Regions from separate parts of the Homo sapiens genome. Here all the other regions are linked to region 1. The links are chromatin contacts, found by Hi-C or POLR2A ChIA-PET in ENCODE. All regions are on one chromosome and are shown on one strand. The core of a region is the stretch at or near the end of the contact, and the rest is flanking DNA. Distances in the headings are between cores, read along the strand shown.

Region 1 (2,700 bases), core at 201-2,700:
GACTTCCCGCGCGTGAAGCGCGCCTCCATGCCGCCGCCACCCTGCGGGGAGACCAGGAAGTGCAGGTGTCAGGGGCAATGGGAAGGGGAGCAGGCCGGGAGGAAAGGAGGGAGAACCGCGAGGGGCCCTGGGACACCCTCGACCCATGCCACTGTTGTGTGCTCCAGTGCCGACTTCCCACTTGCAAAGAGATGCGCGTAAAACACGCCTCGATTACACGTAACCAGATAAATCAAGGGAGGGGGGAGTCTTATACCCTCGGCAGGCAGCGGGCTAGCGGGAGTGGGGACAAGGTGGGAGGAGAGACACGAGGGGGAACAGAAGAGGAGGCCGAAACCACCCAACCCTCGGGCATGCAGACGGTTCAATTGCGAAAGCGCCTTCCTGCCCGCTCCGCCACCTACAGGAGTAACTAGAAAACTAGTGTATGGGGGGAGGGGCGTCAGATCTAGGGCAGGGAGGTGACAAAGATGAGGCACCACGAGGGGATATGGGCAGTCGCTCCTGCCCCGCCCTGCGCTCCAGCACAGACGACCCTCGGGAACTTTCCTGCCGGCCCCCTGCGGAAAGCCAGAGTAAAGGGGGTGGAGGGTGGGAGTGGGGTAGGAGCGTGTCAAGACCAAAAGCCAGGAGGGTTGGGGGCTTTAACAGGGGGGATCCGTGGGGCCAGGCAGGAGGGGCGGGTAACCCCCAACCCCAAGCCCTCAGGCAGGCAGCTCCGATGTGTCACGCAGGAACCCTTCGTCCTTTGAGACGCGGATGGGCCTGGGTTCTGAAGGCTGGGAGGAGGGGCCCAGAGGTGTTGGGAGCCTCCCACCCCCGTGCTCTCCAGAAAGGAAGCTGGATGCTGAGCAACTGTGGTCCTCCCATCAGCTGTCGGTGCGGGGAGAGGGAGATGGGGTAGGGGGCTCCTGAAGAGAAATGGGGTGGGGAGCGGGCGCCGAGACGGGATCGGAGGGGCAGCTGAGAACCCGCCCCCACCATGCATGGGGAGGTGTGTGGATGCTAAGCCGACCCCAACGAGGTCTGCGTGGGAGGTGGGAGAACCAGCGGGGAGGGGTGTCCCAGGGGCTCCGGGCCGCCCCCGCCCCAGCATGCAGATCCGTCCGTGGCGAGGGCCCTGGGCGCGCGAGATGGGAGAGGGATCGTTAAGACCCCACCACCGGGCTGCGATGGGGGCTGAAGTGAGCTGAACTGCCGTAGGGTCAGGGCCCCGCGACCCTCGCCCCGTACCTCTACACTGGGGAGAAACCCACCCTCCTCGCAGCCTCCTGAGGGGGGCCGAAGCGAGCGGGCTCGGGATCGCGGACGCCGAGACCCCAGCCCGGGACCCACACGCCCGCGGGGAAGGGGCCGGGGAGCGGACGAGGCCCGGCGCGGGCAGGGGGGTGGGTAGGGTCTCACCAGGAACCGCAGCAGTCTGCTCGGCCGAGCTGCTTTACGGCGCCGTAAAAGGCGCTGCGTGCGCAGGCGCTCGACGGGCCAGGCGTGTGGGCGGGGCGCGCGCAGCGGTGCCTGAGAGCGGCCGCAGGGGGGCGCGCGAGTCCGCGGAGCCGGACCCAGGGACGTGGCCCACGGCCGTGATGGCTGCTCCGCGCGTGGCCAGGGTCTCGCTGGCTCTGGGTGGCCCACGCTGGAGGGGACGCTTGCAGGCCTAGTCACCTGCTCAGGGCGCACGTATGACAATGGGCCAATGTATACCCTTGCACATGGACACACCTGTTGGCTTTTCCAGGCACTCCTATGTCCTTGGGGATGGGTTCAATTGTCTCAAGTGCATCCATGTGGCCCGCGGTGGCTCCCGCCTGTAACCCCAGCATTTTCGGAGGCGGAGGTGGGAGAATCACTTGAGGCCAGGAGTTTGAGACCAGCCTGGACAACATAGCTAGACTCCCACTTCTTTAAAAAAAATTAGCCAGGTGTGGTGGTGTGAACCTGTAATCCCATCTACTCGGGAGGCGGAGGCAAGAGGATCGCCTGAGCCCAGGAGGTCGAGGCTGCAATGAGTCATGATCGTACCACTGCCCTCCAGCCTGGGTGATAGAGCGAGACCCTGTCTCAAAAAAACAAAAACAAACAACAACAACAACAAATCAAGTGCATGCATGAGCGGTGGACATAGTACCTTAGGGTCATGTACACTCATGGATACATGCTCAATGGCATAGATACACTCACGGGCACAATTACACACGTGGGTACACGCTTAGGGCTTGTATATATCCGTGGTCCCAGGTACACTCAGGGAGATGTTGTATGCTCAGGGGCACCCACTCTGGGACACAGGGAAGACACAGGGAATGAGTTACTCATTCACAGATGCACAGGTACTCACGCAGGGCACTCAGTCTCGCCCACCCTGGTGCCCCGGGGTCATTGTCACGTGCAGACTCTCCCTCTCCCCAGGTCCCAAAACCCCTCCCCTTGCCCCAGTAACAGGTCCCATAGCGACGCTGTTTTCCCTTGACTTTATTTATCTTCATAAGTCACAAAATGTGAGTGCAGAGATAAATGTCTGTGTGCATGTGCCCTGAGCACACAGGGTGGCATAACTCGGCACACTCATAATGACACAGCCGTTCACCCAGCCACAGATAGTGACAGGGCACACATGGCGACACCCACATGTACGGAGATAAATCTCCCCCACCATGACATGGGTAGACAGAAAACACGCCGCAGTATACTCTAGTATGTTTA
Region 2 (2,700 bases), core at 45-2,544, 190 kb after region 1:
ATTAACAAGGGAAAAACAAATTTATTAACATGTGTACCTTATGTGTACATGGGAGATGCCAAGAGAAATGAGGTGGCTTATATAGCTTATATAACTCCTGCTTATATAGCACCTTCAACATATAGCAGCAAATTTTTGGAGAAGTGACAAGACGAAGGAAAAGGACATTGAGGCCGGGTGCGGTGGCTCACGCTTGTAATCCCAGCACTTTGGGAGGCCGAGGCGGGCGGATCACTTGAGGCCAGGAATTTGAGAACAGCCTGGCCAACGTGGTGAAACCCCGACTCTACCAAAAATACAAAAATTAGCCGGGCACAGTGGTGCACAGCTGTGATCCCAGCTACTTGGGAAGCTGAGGCACGAGAATCGCTTGAACCAGGGAAGCGGAGGACGCAGTGAGCAGAGATGGCGCTACTGCACTCTAGCTTTGGGGACAGAGCAAGACTCCGTCTCAAAAAAAAAGAAAAAAAAAAAAAAGACGTCTCCAGACAAGAGTCTAAAGGTGTCCCTGGTGATCAACCTTTGTCCTTCCTGGTAGAGAGGGGAGGAGGGCACCTTTGTACCTTTAGGTCCTGCTTTGAGGCAAATCAGGGAAGAACAGAGAGCTTTTCCGGTATCAGCTTCATTGATCTCAGCTCAAAATAATCCTACACCAAGGTCGCATATTTCAGAGGGGCATATGCTGGTCTCCTACGGGGGTCTCTCTTGGGGGTGATAAAAATACCCCGAAACTAGCAAGGGGTGATGGTTGTCCAACATGTGCATGTACTAATGTCACTGAATTGTGCATTTTTATTTTTTATTTATGTATTCTAGAACAATTCTTAACGTCCAAAGATAACGTCTTTCCTTAACGTCGAAAGATGCCTTGTTGTGATATTACAGCAGTCATTCCTGCTCACTACGGGCAGGCAGACAGTGCAGAAAAGGTGAAGCACAAAAACTAAAAAGGAAAATCTCTCCTTGAACCACTGCGAACAGGTTGGTGGTTTTGCTTGGAATATTTTTGGAGCGTGTGGGTAGTTGGTTAAACTTAGAAATATATTTTTTTGTGCGTGGGTAGTTGGCCAAACCGCCGTGGGGCAGAATGCAGCAAACTCCGAGGATGATCCAGGGTCTGCAGGCCTGGAGAGCACACACGTGTCGGCCCCACCTCTGCAAACTCTGTCCCTCCCCTACAGCGGACAAAAAGCCGGTCAGGGGGACAAAGGCCTGCGGCCGCGCCTGCGCGCAAGCCTTTGGGGCGCTCCCGGTACCCCGGCCTGGCCCCGCCCCCTGGCGCGGCGCGCCGACGTCGCGGTGACGTCACGGAGTTGCCATGGCGTCGCTGAGCGGCCTGGCGTCGGCGCTGGAGTCGTACAGGGGCCGGGACCGCCTGGTGAGGCAGGGGCGGACCGGGGCCGGAGGTCCTAGAGTTTGGCCCAAGCTCAGAGACTGGGAAACGGGCCAGAGAGGGGACGGGGTCGCCCAGGATACTCCGTCGCAGAGGCCCCGTCCGAGCTAGGCTCAAATGCGGTGCCCTAGCATTGGACATTTATGTATTTATTTATTTTGGCTGGAGTGCAGTGGTGCGATCTCTGCTCACTGCAGCCTCCGCTTCCCGGGTTCAAGCGATTCTCCTGCCTCAGCACTCCCGAGTAGCTGGGACTACAGGCGCCCGCCACCACTCCCTGCTATTTTTTTGTATTTTTAGTAGAGACGGAGTTTCATCGTGTTAGCCAGGATGGTCTCGATCTCCTGGCCTCAAGCGATCCACCTGCCTCGGCCTCCCAAAGTGCTGGGATTACAGGCGTGAGCCACCGCGTCTGGCCAGCGTTGGACATTTAGATAGTTTCTGCCAACCCAACCTGTCTGGACATTGACACACTGGCCAGATTCCCGTGTTTGGACGTTTTGGATCCGACCAGGCCACTGAAGTTGTCCTGAACAATCTCGTGTTGGGATTTGGGATGTTGCAGGGCTCCCCTGTGGCTGGACATTCACTTCCAACCAGATTCCCTATAGTTGGGCATTTAGGTTGTTTCAGCCAACCTAGACCAAAGAACACGCCATGGCCTGGGCCCTGCCATGCCTAAGCAGCGATGGGTTCCAACAAAACCCCAGTTGGTCATTTAGATCGTCTCTGCCAACCCAGCCTGGCTGGACGTTTACATACCAAACAGATTCCCATGTTTGGACATTTAGGATCTGACCGGGCCACTGTAGTTGGTCCCTGGGTTGTCCCAAACAATCTCATGTGGGGATTTAGGATATTGCAAGACTCTCCCTATGGCTGGACAGTTTTTAGTTCCAATCAAGTCCCATATGGTTGAACATTTAGGTTATGCCATCCATGCCCCTGAGTCTGGACTCTTAGCTTGTCCCCACCAGTCTCTTATAGGTAGACATTCAGGTTGTACCAGGCGGTGTACTGGTGGCTAGGCATTTAGATTCCATTCAAATATCTTATGATTGGGGGGGTGGGTTAACAAATCTCCCCCGAGTTGAACATTCAGATTGCAGTGTTTTGCCATTATAATGGGGCTGGAAAGGAATTACAAGTAAAAATAAATAAAACAACAGGAACAAGCAATTTCTGAAAAGCAGGTAAAATAAAGATATAAGGGAGGCCAGGCGTGGTGGCTCGCGCCTGTGATCCTAGCACTTTGGGAGGCTGAGCTGGGTGGATTGTCTGAGCTCAGGAGTTTGAGACCAGCCTGG
Region 3 (2,700 bases), core at 91-2,590, 220 kb before region 1:
TACGAAGGTCACATCAGAGGAGACAAGAGAGAATTTTACTGGGTCAAGAAAGACACAAAAAGGATCATGGGTCAGGGGTGGTGTTCACAGGGTTTGAAAATCTAATTTCCTCCAGCCCAGAGGATTTAGAGACCAGGATCTTGGGGAAAAAGCCGGGAGACTAGATATGGTCAGTGTTCCCAGGCCAGGTGTGTGTGAAGCGAGAGGTACTGATCTAGGATGACAAGGTGTCAGGGAGGTAGGTACCGAGGTGGTGGGACTGATCAGAAAGCAGGTGGATGTATGCTGGGGCGCGGCGGGAGCAGGCCTAGAGTCACACTGGCCCCAGGTGTCCCCAGGTCAGGTGGGTGTGGGTGTGAAGGGAAGGGGAGCCATCACTTGAACACAGGTGACAAAGTCACCGGGCTGGCTGGGGGTCGATGTGCATTTCTGGAGGTCAGACACCACACGCTCACCAAGATGGTGGCAGTGAAACTGGTCACAGGGATTTGCGGGGCCTGGTGTATGTGGGAGGGGGTCTGCTGAGCCCAATGCCATGGTCACTGTCGCCAAGAGGGGGAGAAGGGACCCCCTCCCGTCCCCCCACCTCAGACACGGTCACAGGGAGAGCGAGAGGGAGAATCCTCGGGTCAGAAGAGATGGGGAGGGGCTCTATGTGGTCAAGTAACCTCAGGTGTCCCCGAGCCAGGCGTGCGCGTGTGCGTAGATCGTCGCTGCACGGGGCTGACAAGCCCCCAGGCCGGGGGAGGGGGGCGCCAGACAGTCCCTGAGATGACGAGAGTGGTAGCATCAGGTCAACAGGGACGTGTCTGTGTTTTCGGGGCGACCTGGATGTGGTCACTGTCGCGTGGAGTCGGGGAAGCCCGACCCAGAGGATCACGGCGATGGGGGCGGGTCATCAGCTGGGGGCCTCGCCTGGGTCCGGGAACTGGGCTCCCAAGCCCTGAGGGTGCGAACCCCCCGGAGCTCGCCGGCTCCACGCCCCCCGGGTCACCGTGACCCTCGCCCCGCGAGCCCGCAGCGGGGGGGGCGGAGAGGAGAGCGAGCGCCCCGGAAGCGGGGGCGGGGCCTTGTGGTGGGGGCGGGGCCTCCCGCGGCGCGCGCCCCGCCCCGCCCGCCCGCCCCCTCCCCCACGCCGCCGTGCTTACTGGGCCTGGGCCGCTGGGGGCTGATATCCAGGTTGAGGTCGATCCTCCGCCGGGCCTCCCGGTTCTCCTGCTTCAGCTTTGCTTCCAGGCGGGACAGCTTCTGTTCCAGGGAGGACGCCGCCATCTTCCCCGCCGCCACCGCCGCCGCGCACCGCCCGGCCGCCCGTCAGTCCGGCAGACAAACACCGCACTGCGCCTGCGCCCGGATGACCCCGTCGAGCCGCCGTCTCGCCCCGCACCGCGCATGCCCGCGGCGCGCACCCGCCCTTCTCCGCGTGCGAACCTCCGCGCGTGCGTGCTTCGGCTCAGCCCGAAGGATGACGCCACCTAGAGCTCGAGGCAGGCAACGTGCAACCCCCGCCTTCGTCGCCACCACCACCGTAGTGCGCATGCGCCAATTCCCGATCGCTCCTGAGAGAGGCGCTGCGAGGAAACACCATTCTTCTGAGGACGGTGGGCGGGGAAAACGGCGCGCATGCTTAGCGAGGCGAAGCCGTGTTCGCCCGCGTGGCTTTTGCGCATGCGCATTCCTGGAACCTCGTTCCCAAAGCGGCAGTCGATCCCTGGTCTCCACGGCGGTGCAGCCTCAGCCTCCTCGCTTTTCACGGTCGGCTTGGGCGTCCCTTCGGAATGCCTTCCTCACTGATGGTGCTTTATTAGGATTCCTCTTGTGCTTAATTACCTCCTAGCCTCCTGCTGGCAGCGGGGTGCCGCCTCCTCACCGTAATTAGGCTCCGTCGAGAGCCCTTTCCCTTCTTGCCAGCCCCAGCAGGCTCAGAGTTGGCCGAAGCCAGGGGGGAGGGGACGGCCATGGGAACCCAGCGGTGTGACCCCTGCCCTCGGCGACGGGGCCAAGGTCAAGGCCAGAGTTGTTGGCCAGACCCACATAGAACCTCAAGACACCCCCCTTATCTCTCTCGCACCCGGAACGTGAGCCCAGCGCCTGGACGTGGAGAATTCCTATCTGAGGAGGGGCGCTGGGGTTAGGTGCCAGTGCTTGGGCCCCCGGCAGCCTAAACCACTCCTTTAAGTGGTCCGACGGGTGCTGGGGAAATGTCCCATCTGGAACCCAGGGATCCCCCCAAGAGCGGCTTCCCTCTGCTCTTAGATGCGAGAAGGAAGTTCTGATTTTGCGGACACCCGGGAGGTGGCCAGGGCCAGGCAGACTCTGCCAAGTGCCCTTCCAGCTTCTGGTCCAACGAGGGAACACTTTGGGATGAGAGTTACCGGCTTGTCGGAACTCCTCTGGTGACGATTTGTGGGTGGAGCACACACAAGTGTAGAGTTATAGCTGAGGTCTTTACCTTTCCGTCTTCCAGGCAGCCTTCTGTGCCTCTGCTCTGAGAACATGAGACTCATCCTTGATTCTGGCACACGGGTGTTACTTGGTCACATGAAATAAAAGGTTACGGGCATGGTGGTTCACGCCTGTAATCCCAGCACTTTGGGAGGCCGAGGCGGATGGATCACGAAGTCAGGAGAGGACCAGCCTGGCCAAGATGGTGAAACCCCGTGTCTACTAGAAATACGAAAATTAGCCGGGCATGGTGGC
Region 4 (2,700 bases), core at 100-2,599, 170 kb after region 1:
CAGGGGCGGGGCTTGGCCACGAAGGGGCGGGATTGTCCAGGGGCGGAGTTGGGGTTCTGGTCAATTTGGGGTGGGATTTAGCCCTTCAGAAGGTGAAGCCTGGGGTAAGGTGGGGCCGCCTAGGGACAGAGCCAGAGCATCAAAGGCTGGGGAGGTTGAACTCTGGGGAGAGGTGGGCAAAAAGGGCCCCAGGCTGGGCTGAATGAGGAGCTGGATAAGAAGATGGAGAGAAACCAGGGGTGTCCCTGGAAGGACTCCAGGGCTGGGGTGATCCTGGGTGGCTCTGAATTAACCCTCGTCTTGGGTATAACAGTGGTGGTGGTGCAAAGATGCCCCTGAGCTGACCTTGACATGACCCTGGGGGGTGAGCTAGAGATGACCTCTATTTTTTTTTTTCCTTTTTTTGAGGCAGAGTCTTGCTCTGTTGCCCAGCCCAGAGTGCAATGGTGCGATCTTGGCTCACTGAAACCTCTGCCTCCCTGGTTCAAGCAATTCTGTCTCAGCCTCCCTAGTAGCTGGGATTACAGGCATGCGCCACCATGCCTGACTAATTTTTGTATTTTTAGTAGAGACGGGGTTTCACCATGTTGGCCAGGCTGGTCTCGAACTCCTGACTTCAGGTGATCCGCCTGCTTCGGCCTCCCAAAGCGCTGGGATTACAAGCGTGAACCACTGCACCCGGCCAAGCTAGGGATGATCTTCAGGCTGAAGGGATATTAAGATGCCCCCGAGCCTGGGTGATCACTAACTCTGAGACAGGGTGACAGCATAGTCGTCCTGAGATAACTCTACACCAATGTGGGGGTTGCCTAATGATGGGTGGCTCCCCTCCGCCTCCCTTACCCGCTGTAGCATCTCTTCAGTCACCGGGGCCGGAGGTGTTCTGTGTGGCTTCAGCATCTTCTGGTTCATGGTTAAAAAATCGAATTCTGGAGATTCAGGTTGGGGAGGCTGAGTGAGGGCTGTGGGCCGAGGCGGGGCTGAGGGTGTGGTGAAGTTCAAGGGAAGGGTTCAAGAGCCAAGCCCAGGCCAGCGCTGAAGTTGACCAGGGGAGAAAAATGGATTAGGAGAGGGGGGAGGGAGGAGCCAAAGAAGGAGGGAGAAGCCAGAGGAAGGGGGAGGAGCTGGGAAAGAGGGAGGAGCTGGGAAAGAGGTAGGCGCTGGGGAAGAGGGAGGAGGTGGGGGAGGAGGAAGGAGCCAGGGGAGGAGAGAGGAGCTGGGGAAGAGGGAGGAACTGGGAAAGAGGGAGGAGCTGGGACAAAGGAAGGAGCCAGAGAAAGGGGGAGGAGCTTGGGAAGAGGGAGGAGCTGGAGGAGGACGGAGGAGCTAGGGGAGGAACCCAGAGCTAGGGCATAGGGCTAAGAAGGTCAGGGGCGGGGCCGGGCCAGATGAGTCTGTGGGCAGGGCCAGGCAGGGCAGGCTAGCGGGTCAGGGGCGGAGCCAGAGTCTGACAATGGAAGAGGAGTTAAGACTGGATAAGAGAGGATGGAGAAGGGGCAGGGCCGTGTCCAGAAGGATGGAGTTATGAAGGGGAGAGGCATGGCCATGAAGGGGCGGGATTATCCAGGAGCAGAGTTGGGGTTCTGGTCAATTGGGGGTGGGATTTAGCCTTTCAGGGGATGAAGCCGGGGGAGGGGAGGGCTGGTTAGGGGCGGGGCCAGAGCAGTGGCAAGGGCGAGGCTTCCAGGGCTGGGCTTCCCGGGACGGGGCTCCGTGGGGGCGGGGCTCCATGGGGAGGGGCTCCATGGGGGCGGGGCTTTCGGGGGTGGGGCTTCCCGGGGCGGGGCTCCATGGGGCGGGGCTTCCCGGGAGCGCTCACCGCCCGTGCCCCGCGGCAGGTAGCTTTGCTGCAAGTGGAGGTTGGGCGCTTTCTGCACCTGTCTCCACTCTGAAGGGCAGTAGTCCGAGCCCATGGTGGTCTTGAAGAAGCGTTTGAGTAGCTTTGGCTCCCCTAGGGTCACATGACTCTGCAATTTCTCATGAGGCACGTGGCGGCTGGGTGGCTGGGTCGGGGGTGGCGGCTGTAGGACCACATGGCATTTGAAAGCTCCGGCGTCCGAGAGGTCCCCGGGCCCGGGGGGGAGGGAGGAGGTGGGCTCTGTGTGACCTTGGACAGCTCCCTCACCCCTTCTGGGCCCCACCTGGTAGCACTGGGAGTTGGTACTCTTATCTCATTTTACAGAAGGAGCCACGGAGGAGGATCGGAGTGGTTAAGTGACTCGCCCTAGATCACTCAAGTACATCCAGGAGATTCCTGCATACATATCAAGCTCACTCCCACTTTGGGACTTCTGCACCTGCTATTTGCTCTGTCTGGGAAGCCCTTTTCCCTGCCGCCTTTTCGCTCTTCCTGCTCACCTGGCCGTAGAAGTACTGCATGAAGGTGTCCAGACTGCCGGGGCCGGGGCACCAATTTCCTTTCAGGATGTGCGACTCCGGAGTCTGATCGTGGTGAAGAACAAAAGGCTCTGCCAGAAGCGGAACAGGTGCAGAGCTGCCCTGGGAGGCTGCGGTGGGAGGCGGGACGGGGCGGGCCTCAGGCTCTCACCTGGCTCCCTGGCATAGAAGTGCTCGGCCTTGGTGGTCCTGTCGCGGAAGAGGCCGTCACCAGGACGGATATTTACACAGTGGATGTGGGCTGTGGCCTGGGCCTTGTCATACCTGTACGTAGTGTATTATTCCATCAAGAATAAGGTAAAG
Region 5 (2,700 bases), core at 51-2,550, 260 kb after region 1:
GAGTGTGCTGGCGCAATCTCAGCTCACTGCAACCTCTGCCTCCCAGGTTCAAGCAATTATCCTGCCTCAGCCTCCTGAGTAGCCGGGACGACAGGCACGTTCCACCACGCCCGGCTAATTTTTCTATTTTTAGTAGAGACAGGTTTCATCATGTTGGCCAGGCTGGTCTCCAACTCCTAACCTCAGGTGATCCACCCGCCTCAGCCTCCCAAAGTGTTGGGATTACAGGCATGAGCCACCGCGCCCAGGTTATTCTTTGCTGCTTTTTTTCTTTTTTGAGACAGGGTCTTGCTCTGTTGACCAGGTTAGAGTGCAGTGGTGCAGTCATGGCTCACCACAGTCTCCAACTGCTAGGCTCTAGCCATCCTCCTGCCTCAGCCTCCCAAGTAGCTGGGACTATAGGCATGTGCCACCAAGCCTGGCTAATTTCCTATTTTCTTATTTTATTTTATTTTTGAGACAGGGTCTCACTCTGTTGCCCAGGCTGGAGTGCAGTGGTGCATTCATAGGTCACTGTAGCCTCGAACTCCTGAGTTCAAACAATCCTCCTGCCTCAGCCTCCTGAGTAGCTGGGACTACGGGCACACACCAATATGTCTGGCTAATTTTTATGTTTTTTGTAGAGACAGGGTGTTGCTATGTTGCCCAGGCTGGTCTTGAACTCCTAACCTCAAGCGATTCTCCTGCCTTGGTCTCCCAAAGTGCTGAGATTACAGGCATGAGCCACTGTGCCCGGCCTCTCATAATTCTTAATAAGCTTTTTTTTTTTTTTTTGAGACGGAGTCTCACTCTGTCACCCGGGCTGGAGTGCAGTGGCGCTATCTCAGCTCACTGCAACGTCCACCTCCCAGGTTCAAGCAATTCTCCTGCCTCAGTCTCCTGAGTAGCTGGGATTACAGGCACCCGCCACCATGCCTGGCTAATTTTTGTATTTTTAGTAGAGACGGGGTGTCACCATGTTGGCCAGGCTGGTCTTGAACTCCTGACCTCGTGATCCGCCCGCCTCACCCTCTCCAATTGCTGGGATTACAGGCGTGAACCACTGTGCCCGGCCCATTCTTAATAAGCTTTAACTTCAAAAGTTTGTTTTTTTTGTGGGGAAGTAGGGGGAGACCCCCACCTTTTTTCCATTGATGTAGAACGCATTTCTCTAAATGTGTAAGACCAAGCCAGAGCCCTACTCTTGTTTAATGAAGATAAGAACTAAGGTAAACTGCTATAGGTGAGTCACCTTAGGGGCATTAGAAAAAAAAAGGGCGGAACAAAGTGGAACATTCTTGGGCATAAAACCAGTTGGCTGCATGTCATGGTCTTAAAAAAGTACAAATGTGGTACAAACTCTTCATCTGCAAAGATTCCTGGCTGATAAGAAATGGCTCTCGGGAAATACTGATAAGGGCTCATGAAGAAATATCACCTATAGCACTGTTACCTGAATTTGAGCCTTTTTTTTTTTTTTCCCCGAGACGTAGTCTCACTCTGTCACCAGGCTGGAGTGCAGTGGCGTGATCTCGGCTCACTGCAACCTCTGCCTCCCGGGTTCCAGCGATTCTCCTGCCTCAGCCACCCAAGTAGCTGGGATTACAGGCACCTGCCACCATGCCTGGCAAATTTTTGTATTTTTAGTAGAGATGAGGTTTCACCATGTTGGCCAGGATGGTCCCGATCTCCTGAACTCGTGATCCGCCCGCCTCGGCCTCCCAAAGTGCTGGGATTACAGGCGTGAGCCACCGCGCCCAGTCTAAATTTGAGCCTTCTTAATGAATAGTACAAGAGTGAACTAAAATTTAAAATTAAATTAAAATCGACCAGCACTCTTACCATCACTTACAAATGTCTCTGTGCCCCCATCTTTATTGACACGGGTGTACATGTTCAGTTATAGTTGCAGGGAACACACAAGTATTTCACGTTGCTATAGACTTTGTAAGTATCGCTTTAATCGTTTCCCTGCTGTTAGACATTCGAGGCATTCCAATTTCATACAAGAGCCTCCGTGAGACGAGATTTTGGACGCAAAGGTTACAAATCCTTTCTGATGTTTAGACTTGCATTACCAAATTGCTTTTCCCAAGGACTTTGCTAATAAGTGTAACCTTGCAAGAAAATCTAGCTCAAGAAAGAAACTCCGGCCTGGGGTGGTGGCTCATGCTTGTAATCCCAGCACTCTGGGAGGCTGAGACAGGCGGATCACCTGAGGTCGGGAGTTCGAGACCAGCCTGACCAACATGGAGAAACCCTTTCTCTACTAAATATACAAAATTAGCCGGGCGTGGTGGTGGGCGCCTGTAATCCCAGCTACTCGGGAGGCTGAGGCAGGAGAATCGCTTGAACCCGGGAGGTGGAGGTTGCGGTCAGCCGAGATCACGCCATTGCACTGTCCAGCCTGGGCAAAAATAGCAAAACTCCATCTCAGAAATAAATAAATAAGTAAATAACATAAAAACCTCAAAGTGGAGGGCCACCATTTTTGATGCCACCCCAAATCAATAGTGTGTCAGTTTTCACATGGCTTGCTTCTATGAGATCCACTTCTGGGTTCACTTCTACTAGAGCCACTAGAACACACAGCTCGCTTCTATCAATACTAGATCGACTTCCTCTGTTTCCTTTCCCAAGTGTAGGGATGCGGGCTGTAGAATTAGGGGTATCTTGATACATGACATTTCTTTTCCAAAACACAGGCTTTGGCATCAGGTG

Evidence for each region. A loop is a pair of places that touch in the nucleus more often than their neighbours do. ChIA-PET counts read pairs that join two places held with the same protein, here RNA polymerase II (POLR2A). Pooled maps may share reads with other maps.
Region 2: a loop to region 1 is called in a pooled map, with 5 times the contacts of the local background. The contact joins the promoter of PEX11G here to the promoter of TRAPPC5 in region 1. A Hi-C loop is called at or near these places in 8 of 50 pooled maps. POLR2A ChIA-PET finds 5 or more read pairs at or near these places in 5 of 52 experiments (CD4-positive, alpha-beta T cell, H1, HEK293 and 2 more).
Region 3: a loop to region 1 is called in a map of heart left ventricle, with 4 times the contacts of the local background. The contact joins the promoter of MAP2K7 here to the promoter of TRAPPC5 in region 1. A Hi-C loop is called at or near these places in 6 of 168 maps with a recorded cell type or tissue (GM12878, dorsolateral prefrontal cortex, head of caudate nucleus and 3 more), 9 of 37 single-sample maps with no recorded cell type and 19 of 50 pooled maps. POLR2A ChIA-PET finds 5 or more read pairs at or near these places in 3 of 52 experiments (AG04450, CD4-positive, alpha-beta memory T cell and PC-3).
Region 4: a loop to region 1 is called in a pooled map, with 2.4 times the contacts of the local background. The contact joins the enhancer-like site here to the promoter of TRAPPC5 in region 1. A Hi-C loop is called at or near these places in 2 of 50 pooled maps. POLR2A ChIA-PET finds 5 or more read pairs at or near these places in 3 of 52 experiments (CD4-positive, alpha-beta T cell, H1 and activated naive CD4-positive, alpha-beta T cell).
Region 5: a loop to region 1 is called in a pooled map, with 2.4 times the contacts of the local background. The contact joins the enhancer-like site here to the promoter of TRAPPC5 in region 1. A Hi-C loop is called at or near these places in 1 of 168 maps with a recorded cell type or tissue (heart right ventricle) and 1 of 50 pooled maps. POLR2A ChIA-PET finds 5 or more read pairs at or near these places in 1 of 52 experiments (GM12878).

What each region holds. Positions count from the first base shown.
Region 1 is chr19:7,679,583-7,682,282 of GRCh38, reverse strand. It overlaps TRAPPC5 (trafficking protein particle complex subunit 5), which reads right to left and starts at 1,450. Exons shown (of 2, transcript NM_001042462.2): 1 at 1,405-1,450; 2 at 1-41. The coding sequence starts at 29. MCEMP1 (mast cell expressed membrane protein 1) reads right to left here. Exons shown (of 7, transcript NM_174918.3): 7 at 2,454-2,700. RefSeq lists silencers at 1-220, 1,186-1,745.
Region 2 is chr19:7,487,629-7,490,328 of GRCh38, reverse strand. PEX11G (peroxisomal biogenesis factor 11 gamma) reads left to right here and starts at 1,294. Exons shown (of 5, transcript NM_080662.4): 1 at 1,294-1,378. The coding sequence starts at 1,319. RefSeq lists silencers at 1,108-1,437, 1,488-1,547.
Region 3 is chr19:7,902,517-7,905,216 of GRCh38, reverse strand. It overlaps MAP2K7 (mitogen-activated protein kinase kinase 7), which reads right to left and starts at 1,340. Exons shown (of 11, transcript NM_145185.4): 1 at 1,149-1,340. The coding sequence starts at 1,272. LOC124904630 (a long non-coding RNA gene) reads left to right here and starts at 1,703. Exons shown (of 2, transcript XR_007067121.1): 1 at 1,703-1,796; 2 at 2,468-2,700. RefSeq lists enhancers at 298-837, 1,486-2,063 and a silencer at 779-1,128.
Region 4 is chr19:7,505,285-7,507,984 of GRCh38, reverse strand. SAXO5 (stabilizer of axonemal microtubules 5) reads right to left here. Exons shown (of 9, transcript NM_198534.3): 5 at 2,549-2,661; 6 at 2,359-2,468; 7 at 1,820-2,021; 8 at 844-929. Among named protein-coding and RNA genes, the nearest start is that of SAXO5, 9.1 kb to the right of the region's middle. RefSeq lists an enhancer at 1-42 and a silencer at 1,355-1,434. Within about 2 kb of position 1,349, at least 5 of the 41 ENCODE cell types and tissues checked have a DNase peak (open chromatin) inside an H3K27ac peak, as active enhancers do.
Region 5 is chr19:7,423,756-7,426,455 of GRCh38, reverse strand. The region is part of intron 10 of ARHGEF18 (Rho/Rac guanine nucleotide exchange factor 18); the gene reads right to left. Among named protein-coding and RNA genes, the nearest start is that of ARHGEF18-AS1, 30 kb to the right of the region's middle. Within about 2 kb of position 1,300, at least 5 of the 41 ENCODE cell types and tissues checked have a DNase peak (open chromatin) inside an H3K27ac peak, as active enhancers do.